Linked DNA regions of Homo sapiens: all the other regions are linked to region 3. A link is a contact called in ENCODE Hi-C or POLR2A ChIA-PET data. All regions are on one chromosome and are shown on one strand. Each heading gives the region's core, a stretch centred on a gene start or an enhancer-like site at or near the end of the contact. The rest is flanking DNA. Distances are from core to core; before and after follow the strand shown. Region 1 holds the start of POMZP3 (POM121 and ZP3 fusion). Region 2 holds the start of POR (cytochrome p450 oxidoreductase). Region 3 holds the start of YWHAG (tyrosine 3-monooxygenase/tryptophan 5-monooxygenase activation protein gamma).

Region 1 (2,700 bases), core at 59-2,558, 270 kb after region 3:
GAGAGTATTCTTCCAACGATAATACTCACATCGCAGAACGCGAAAATCTTCTGTCAGGAGGGGCGATCCTCAGAGTCACTGGGCTACACACCATCCTGGAGTTGCGAGGGGACAGCACAGCCTTCTTGTGATAACCATTCCAGCACACTGTGGGAAGTACCCCCGGACAGGAATACTGGGCCTGATGGATCGGATAGCGTCTTCGAGGTGTTATTACAAACCGATCTGGTAAAGTCCCACGATCCCTGCAGAGAATGCGAGACAAATCATGGAAACAAAGTATAAAAGAATGTCAAAATTTTAGACGGTTAAAAACCCACCAGTTAAGACATTTTCCAAAGAACTTAAGTCTCTTTCTACGCAACACAGAACACGTTGTTTTTATGGCAACTTTCCCCTATTCCATCTAAGAGCAGAGAGTGACAGCTGCTTAACAGCTGTCTCAACAATGGATTGCAACAATTTGAGAGGGAAAATCTAAATCTAGACTAAATCTAGACTGCACTAAAATTCGGGGAGTTTTTAGAACTGGAAAGAAGGGAATCGTTTTGGCAACACATCTCACACCAAGCAAGAGTCAGAGGCCAGGAGACGGCTGGCACACACCAAGGTGTTAAGGAGGGCAAAACCACACACAATTCCCTTCGGATTTGATGAAAAAGCAAATCGGATTTAAAAGTCCTCGATTTCAAGCCAGCCGAGCCAAAGGATGATCTGGGAAAATCAGCGCATCTCACCGTGGGGAAGGCCTCCCGGAGGGTCGGAGAAGAGGAGTGGGGAGAGAGGGGTAAAAGTGGTGAACGCGATGGGTCGGCGGGGAGGGCGGTGTGGAGCGCGGCGCCGGGCGGGCGGGCGGCGGCCAGGCCTATTCCGCAGGTCCTGGCCCTCCGGAGCGGGGGCGGGCTGCGGCGGCCCGGGCTTGCCCAGGTAACTGCCCATGAGGAGCAGTTCGGCAGGGTCAGGTCCTTCGAGCAGGGTCCGCGGCTCTAGGAGGTTTCCGTTGGCTGTCGACTTGGCCGGAGGCGAAGCGAACAGTGTTCGCCGATGTCGCGCCTTCTGAACGAAGGAGGACAAGGGGCGCGAACCTCGGGGCTCGCGGCTCAGTCCCCACCAGGCCGCGGTAGTCCCCACGGCCAGCCAGGCCAGCGCAGCCGCAGCAGGCACGAGGTACAGTAGGAGGCCGACCAGCGACAGGCCGAGAAGCGCCGCCCCGGCCGGCCCTGACACTCGCTATCGGCCGCCGCCGCTCGCCTGCTCCAGCCGCCGCAGCCGCCGGAGACATCGCGGCTCCGCGCCGCGGAGGAGACTTAAATATCCCAGCGTGCACCGCGCCACGCGTCGCGTCATCGCGCGCCCGCCACGTCATGCGCGCGCGACTCGGGGAGACGCTACAGCCCGGCAGCTCCCGAGACACAGCTGTTTTGGAAAATGCTGCCTGCCTTCAACGCCTGTTTCTGACTCTTGCGGTTTCCCGCATGGCTCCCAGCGAGACGATCCCGTCCGGGATCCCATCCGGCTCCCATCCGGAGGCGATCCCGTGAAAGGATCGCGTCCAAAATAAAAGGGCCCGAGACCTATGCTTATGTAATTCCTAATCCGTGATCTTTTCTAGGGGCTGAACTCCCCTCCAGCACAGCCTGTTACCAGGTGCTTTTCACAAACGCCACTGGCGGCTGAGTTTTCCCCCCCACTTCCATTTCTACTTTACAAGTTGATAACGTGGGACGATTACCTACCAAATTTCACATCATGGCCCAGACATCGGGTGGATTTTGAGGCTCTGTGATCGATTTATACCTATGCTAAAGTTATCGGTCTGAGAAAGTAGATTAGTGGTTGCCTAGGGCTAAGGAGTGGGTTTGGGGGTGGGGAATAGAAAATGACTGCTTATGGGTATAGGCTTTCTCGTAGCAGCATAAACATAGTTTAAAATTAGATCGTGTTGGCGGTTGCACCACCCTATGAACTGTATGGTTTGTGAATTATATCTTCATAAAGCTGTTTAAAAAGTCTGGTAGTCTGCCAATACACTTTGGTGTAGTTAAGTTTCCTCAGACATTCATTCATTGATTTATTCATTCCATTGTTTATATACATTAAAGAGATTAAGGGGGAAAATAGAGGATCTCTGATCTTTATAAGCTCTGTTTAGTAAGGAAGATGTGTAAGTAAAAGATTGCAATTCAATGTTATCAGTGTGATAACGGGAACAAAAAAAGAGGCCAGACGCAGTGGCTCATGCCTGTATTCCCAGCACTTCGAAGGCGGAGGCGGGCGGATCACCTGAGGTCAGGAGTTCAAGACCGGCCTGACCAATATGGTGAAACCCCGTCTCTACTAAAAATACAAAAATTAGCTGGGCATGGTGGCGCGTGCCTGTAGTCCCAGCTACTCGGGAGGCTGAGACAGGAGAATTGCTTGAGTCCGGGAGGTGGAGGTTGCAGTGAGCCGAGATCATGCCACTGCACACTCCAGCCTGGACGACAGAGCGAGTCCATCTCAAAAAAAAAAAAAAAAAAAAAAAAGTTGTGATAAAGGGGAAGGAAGGCAGGGAAGTGCTCCTGGAGCTGAGAGGTCTGGCAGGTTCAAGGAAGATGAAGGAGCACTGTGCAGAAGTCCAGAGATGGAATTGTTCAGTATCGCTGGAGATTAGGGTGTTTTGGGGATAGAAAAGTTGGAAAGGTATAGATGCCTCTGGGG
Region 2 (2,700 bases), core at 3-2,502, 440 kb before region 3:
TCAGGCTGGTCTCGAACTCCTGACCTCAGGTGATCCGCCCACCTCAGCCTACCAAAGTTCTGGGATTACAGGCGTGAGCCACCGTGCCTGGGCTATTTTTAAAAGATGGAGAAGGGGCTCTGAGAGAAGTGAGTTGCACAGTGTTGCAAAAGGAATTCACAGCACAGCTAGTAATAATAGTAGTAGTAGTAATAATAACAATGGCGATGAGAACACTTAGTAATGCCGTGCTCTAAATCCTTTAGGAACAAAGGTTATACCACTTAATCTTCATGACCCTGTAAAGTAGAAACCATAGCAGGAGGCAGAGGTGGGCTTCACTCCCCAACCAAGGCTGCCAGACTTTTCAAACCCCAGAAGCTCTCTGTATCCCCCCACTCCTCTTCCATCCAGGGCTTGCCTCCTGCTTGGTCACTTCCCACCCCCAACAGGCCGGCCTTCAAAAGCGAGCTCTAGGCAGCGTGTGGGACCTCACGCCTGTAATCGCAGCGCTTTGAGAGGCCGAGGAGGGAGGATCACTTGAGACCAGTTCGAGACCAACCTGGGCATCATAGCGAGACCGCATCTCTGCAAATAAAATAAAATAAAATTAGCTAGGTGTGGTGGCGCGCCTGTAGTCCCAGCTACTGGGAGGCTGAAGTGGGAGAATCGCCTGAGCACAGGAGTTGAAGGCTGCAGTGAGCTGTGACTGCACCACTGCAATCCAGCCTGGGCGACAGAACGAGACCCTGTCTCTAAAAACAAACGCGCGCCCTCCGCCGTCAGGCTGGATGGAGGGAACCCAGGGAGACGACTTGGGCCTGAAGCCTCGCCAATTTCAGGTGAGGAAACAGGGCCGTGGAGGAGACAATGTGGCGATCACAAGCAAGCGGCGGCCCGAAGGAGGAGGCTAGACCGGCGGGCGCACAGCCACAGTTCTGCAGTGATCCCCGGGAAGGTGGGCAGCCGGCCCGGTGACCTGCAGGGTCCGAGCTGTAGAAGCCGCAGCCGCCGTCTCCAGGCGACTCCGCCACCCCCGGAACCACGCACTTTCATTTCTCTGCCGGGCGACCCAGCCGAGCCGCGAGGGGGCGTGGCCGGGCCGGGCCGTACCAAGAGCGCAAATTTGCAGGGGGAAGCGCGGGGCTCCGGGAATGCACGCGCGGCTCGAGTGGGCGGGGCGGCGGCCCAATGGCCACGCCCCCACCCCCGCGGCCGGCGAAGGCGGTGGTAGCGCCTCAGTGGTGTGGGCCTGAGCCCTGCCCAGGTGCCCGCAGAGAGCAGCCGGGCTGCCAGCGGTGAGTGCTATCTTTCGCGGCGACGGCGGGGTGGGTGAGGTCGGGCCCCAAGACTCGGGGTTTGCCGGGCGCCTCAGTTCACCGCGGCCGCCTGGCTCTCTGCGTCGGGGTGGGCCCTCGGGCCTGGGCACTGCGCGTCTGGCCCGACGCTCGGGCGGAAGGCATGGCTCCCACCCCGGCCCTCCTCCGCGTCGCCCTTCCCCTAGAGCTGATCTCCCGCGGCGGCCTGAGGGTCGACTTTTCCACAGCTTGGGCCGAGAGAGCCCGGCAGGCCCTCGGCTGAGGGTTAGGGCTCGGTATCTCAGGGCTCGGGGTCCAGTCCCCGCGCCGCCGCCCCCCACGGGCTAAGCCACTTTAACTCTCCGAGCCTCAGTTTCCCCATCTGTACGATGAATGGGCCTCGGGAGGCAGCGAATTCTGGGGGTACCTAACGTGAGAGGCGCTCGATGCATGCTCATGGGACCCGAATCTAACCCTGCAGCATCAGGTGGGCTGAGTCGATGGATCACGGGAGCCCCCCAGCCCGGCCTGCATCCCTGAGGGCAGTGCCCCTCGCAGTCAGGTGTCTCGGCGGCCCCCACAACACAGGTACCCGGATCTCCTGGGGGAGCCGGGACACCCTTAGATCGGGGGAGCAATTGGGTAAGAGTTCAAGGTCTCTTGGGCGCCAGGGGGAGGAGAGTAGAGGTTTCAGTGAGCTTGATTGACTTCGACTTTCTGCGTATTGTTTTTCAAAACGAGTTACCCTTGTGTAAACTGGTGACCACTAATAAGGAGTTTGGGGCTGTTTCAATGAAAGTGGCTGTCTCCTCTCTTAAACCCTTAAAGCTGCAGCCTTGCCTTGCCTTGCCTCTGAGCTTGGCCAAGCTGGAGAATGATGCCAGCACAAAAGGAGACAGGACTGGACTGGGTGGCCCTGGTTTGATTCTTGGCAAGCAAGATACCTCCTGGAGCCTCCGTTTTCTGATCAGTGGGTCTGGTAGTAAGACAGCCACCCTGCTCTCCCCACAGGGTTGAGATTCTGAGGATCAAGACAGGGTCCCAGAGAGTGGCATCGAGAACTTTAATCCTCCTTGTAAGCAGAACGTTTATGGAACCCTCTGGGGGATCCAGTATCCCCACCGTTGTTCACTGCTGTAATTCCTTGGGTCTTGCTTTATGGAGAAGGCATTGATTCATTAACCATTTGCAAGTTCTACCTACGGAAATCCCTTTTGAGTGGTTATGGGGTTGGCTTGGTCAGGAGAACAGCTCCAAAGGCCCAGTTAGTAAACCAGGGAACCCAGAAAGGTCCACTTCCTTTTTTTTGGGAGGAGGGCTGTTTTAGGAGTTCTTATTTTCCTTTTAAGAGAGTGGTTTTTGAGCTACTTATGACCTTCATGCCATCTAATGTTGGAAACTTTCGCTGAGCAGATAGCTTATT
Region 3 (2,700 bases), core at 86-2,585:
AAAAAGCCTCAGATGCATCTAACAACCAAAAATTTTTAAAAAGACTTTTTCCCCTTTAAAATAACTCCTCCCAGCCTCCACCCAGTCTAGGCTCTCTGCAATATGACAAATGCAGAATCTTCTGGAATGACTTGATACTGCCTCTCACCACGGCTTTGTTTGCACTATCAGATCAGACAGAATATTTTTTCCCCCAACTTATAGGAATTTCAACAGACGCGTGCCTGTATTCAAAAAAGAAACGGCATATGTCACACGAATCGAACCAGTCAGCTACATTCACCACCTTTTAATTTTACAGGCAATACCTACCCTTTTCAATACAAAAACATTAGGGAATAAAATGGAGATGACATGTTGAGAATGATCAATGAAAACGCTAGCGAGACAAACGTTCTCCCTTCCTAAAAGCCGGAGGACTTGCTTTGGGCGAATGGAGAAAGAAGAGCCTTTTGTTAAGAAAAACGTGAGCAAGGTGGTTTCGATTTTGCACCACGGAGCTCAGGTTTTCAAGAGACCCTATACAATGTTTCTGGGAAGATTCTCAGGGATGTGTCGGGACAGACAGTGGGGAAGATTCTGGGGGGGCTGGGGAGGTGGAAAACCGGGAGACCTGCTGAGTGAATGGGAAAGGCGCCGCCCAGACACCAGGGAGAGAAAGAGGAACCGCATCCATGCGGTCCCCCGCCCCCACGCCCAGGCTAGGAGGAGGGGGGAAGTGGGGCACAAAGGATGCGCACGCCTCCCCGCTCGGGTCCCCTGCACCCCTAGAGCCGCGGGGGCCGGAGACCCCGCTCCCAAGTCCAGCCCCGCGGGACCTCGCCCCGGCCCGCGCCCGCGCCGGGCCTGAATGGCAGCGCCGCGGGGCCACGGGGACTCCGAAAAGAGGCCGCGTCACAGCCCGGGTTCCCGTCGCCTCTCGGGACCCTCCCCAGCCCCCCTCAGTGAGCGAGACGGGGCGGTCAACCCGCCATCGCGACAGGGCGACGAAGCCCCGGGCCTTCCACGCCAAGGACCGCGTCTTCGGAGGGGCAGGGAGCGGCGGGGGAGGGGAGGAGACACTCACGTTCTTCATGGCCGCGGCCATGTCGTCGTAGCGCTCCGCCTGCTCGGCCAGCCGGGCTTTCTGCACCAGTTGCTCGCGGTCCACCATCTTCGCGGGGCTGGGTCTGGCCGGAGAAGGAGGAGGACACTGGGGCGGCCTGAAGGGCTTGGAGGGCGCGACTGGAGCCCAAGTGCCGGAGAGGACCGACCCACAGAGCGAGCAGCTGAGGCGGCGGCTGCGCGGAGGAGGCGGCTGGAGCTGCGACCGCGGGACCGGGCGCGAGGCGGCTGCGGCTGCTGTGCGTGCCACTGACGGACAACCCCCTGCGGCCCCGCCCACGCCGCATGACGAAGGCAGGCCCCGCCCACCCGTCCGCAAGCCCCGCCCATGCCCCGCCCGAGCCCGGCCGCGGCTAGAACTCCCCGCTCCCCAGCTGGGCTCACTGCGCGTCTTCCGGGCACCCCGTCCTTTCCCACTGCGCCCCCACTCTCCCCTTTTTTCACTTCACTCCCCAGTTCCCTCACCCCAGCTTCTCCAGTCGCCCCCTTACGCCTCCCCCTTGAGCCTCCCGCCCCGCCAGCCCTCGGACGCATGGGCCCCTGGGAGTTGTAGTGTAACCTGCAGTGCACTGAGGCGCTGAGGAGACCAAGGACAAAGGGGCGGTCAAGACTACAACTCCCAGCGGACATAGCGCGCAGGCGCAGGAGGACGGGGGGGGGTGCTTCGAATCCCGAGGCCGCTGGGGACCCCTGGCGGGGATCAGGGCTGCATCAGTCCCTGCGAGTGCTGATTCACCGCCCCGCCCCATATTCTCCGGGAAATTACGAGAGGAGGGGGCAGGGGCCTCAGTCCTAGACCCTGTTTCCGAGATCACGTAGCAGGTCGTGGTGGGGGAAGGACAGGAGGCGCGTCCATTGTAGATCCAGACTCTCAGTGTGGTGCCTGCCCGCGGGATGGCCGAATTAAGGGGCCAGACCCTGGGGACTGTCACCTCCACCCCCTACGAGCTTCCATTAAACCCCCCACCCCACCTTGAGGCTCTTGGGCCTGAATAGGTGAAAACATGGACGAACGACAAATACCGGCTGGCCACAGTGGTTGATTTCCAGAAAGGATGCAGCTGTCTGCTGGCTGACCCTGGAGAACCCCTTCTTCCTCTCCAGGGTGGAGTGCTAAAGATTGAGTTCAGCTACCAGGAGCCTACTCCACATCTAACTGGGCTGCGTCTAGGGCTTGGTTGTCCAGCCCTTCTCTCCCCTCCTAAGACATACATACCTACTGAGGTCACGCTGATATATTCTCGTTCATATTATTCCACATAGCTTGCAGATAGCATGGGTTTTTTTGCTTTGTTTTGCTTTTTTGTAGAGACGGGGGTCTAGCTTTGTTGCCCATGCTGGTCTCGAACTCCTGGGCTCAAGCGATCCTCACGCCTCGGCCTCCCAAGGTGCTGGGATTACAGATGTGAGCCACCATGCCTGCAGGCCTGATAGTTTTGACTGCACATTTTATTTACTTTATGTATTCAACAATTATCTATGAGAAGCTACTGTGTTCCAAGCCCTATTCTAAGCCACGAGGTACAGTAGTGAACAAAACAGACAAAAATCCCTGCCCAAGAAAATAGGTGAGATATGTACAGTATGCTAGAAGTC

The links. Hi-C counts contacts between places; a loop is a spot of excess contacts on that map. ChIA-PET counts read pairs that join two places held with the same protein, here RNA polymerase II (POLR2A). Pooled maps may share reads with other maps.
Region 1: a pooled map shows a loop between it and region 3 (11-fold over the local background). The contact joins the promoter of POMZP3 here to the promoter of YWHAG in region 3. A Hi-C loop is called at or near these places in 2 of 50 pooled maps. POLR2A ChIA-PET finds 5 or more read pairs at or near these places in 2 of 52 experiments (activated T-cell and naive thymus-derived CD4-positive, alpha-beta T cell).
Region 2: a loop to region 3 is called in a map of CD4-positive, alpha-beta memory T cell, with 21 times the contacts of the local background. The contact joins the promoter of POR here to the promoter of YWHAG in region 3. A Hi-C loop is called at or near these places in 2 of 168 maps with a recorded cell type or tissue (CD4-positive, alpha-beta memory T cell and naive thymus-derived CD4-positive, alpha-beta T cell) and 12 of 50 pooled maps. POLR2A ChIA-PET finds 5 or more read pairs at or near these places in 2 of 52 experiments (CD4-positive, alpha-beta T cell and activated T-cell).

What each region holds. Positions count from the first base shown.
Region 1 is chr7:76,625,971-76,628,670 of GRCh38, forward strand. POMZP3 (POM121 and ZP3 fusion) reads right to left here and starts at 1,309. Exons shown (of 7, transcript NM_012230.5): 1 at 738-1,309; 2 at 30-245. The coding sequence starts at 94. It overlaps LINC03009 (long intergenic non-protein coding RNA 3009), which reads left to right. Exons shown (of 3, transcript NR_029411.1): 3 at 1-2,012.
Region 2 is chr7:75,913,903-75,916,602 of GRCh38, forward strand. It overlaps POR (cytochrome p450 oxidoreductase), which reads left to right and starts at 1,253. Exons shown (of 16, transcript NM_001395413.1): 1 at 1,253-1,277. It overlaps MIR4651 (microRNA 4651), which reads left to right and starts at 1,295; the gene lies at 1,295-1,367. LOC124901680 (a long non-coding RNA gene) reads left to right here. Exons shown (of 2, transcript XR_007060393.1): 2 at 394-592. RefSeq lists an enhancer at 661-710 and a silencer at 971-1,460.
Region 3 is chr7:76,357,656-76,360,355 of GRCh38, forward strand. YWHAG (tyrosine 3-monooxygenase/tryptophan 5-monooxygenase activation protein gamma) reads right to left here and starts at 1,336. Exons shown (of 2, transcript NM_012479.4): 1 at 1,067-1,336. The coding sequence starts at 1,153. RefSeq lists silencers at 467-657, 741-940, 1,261-1,670 and an enhancer at 765-1,411.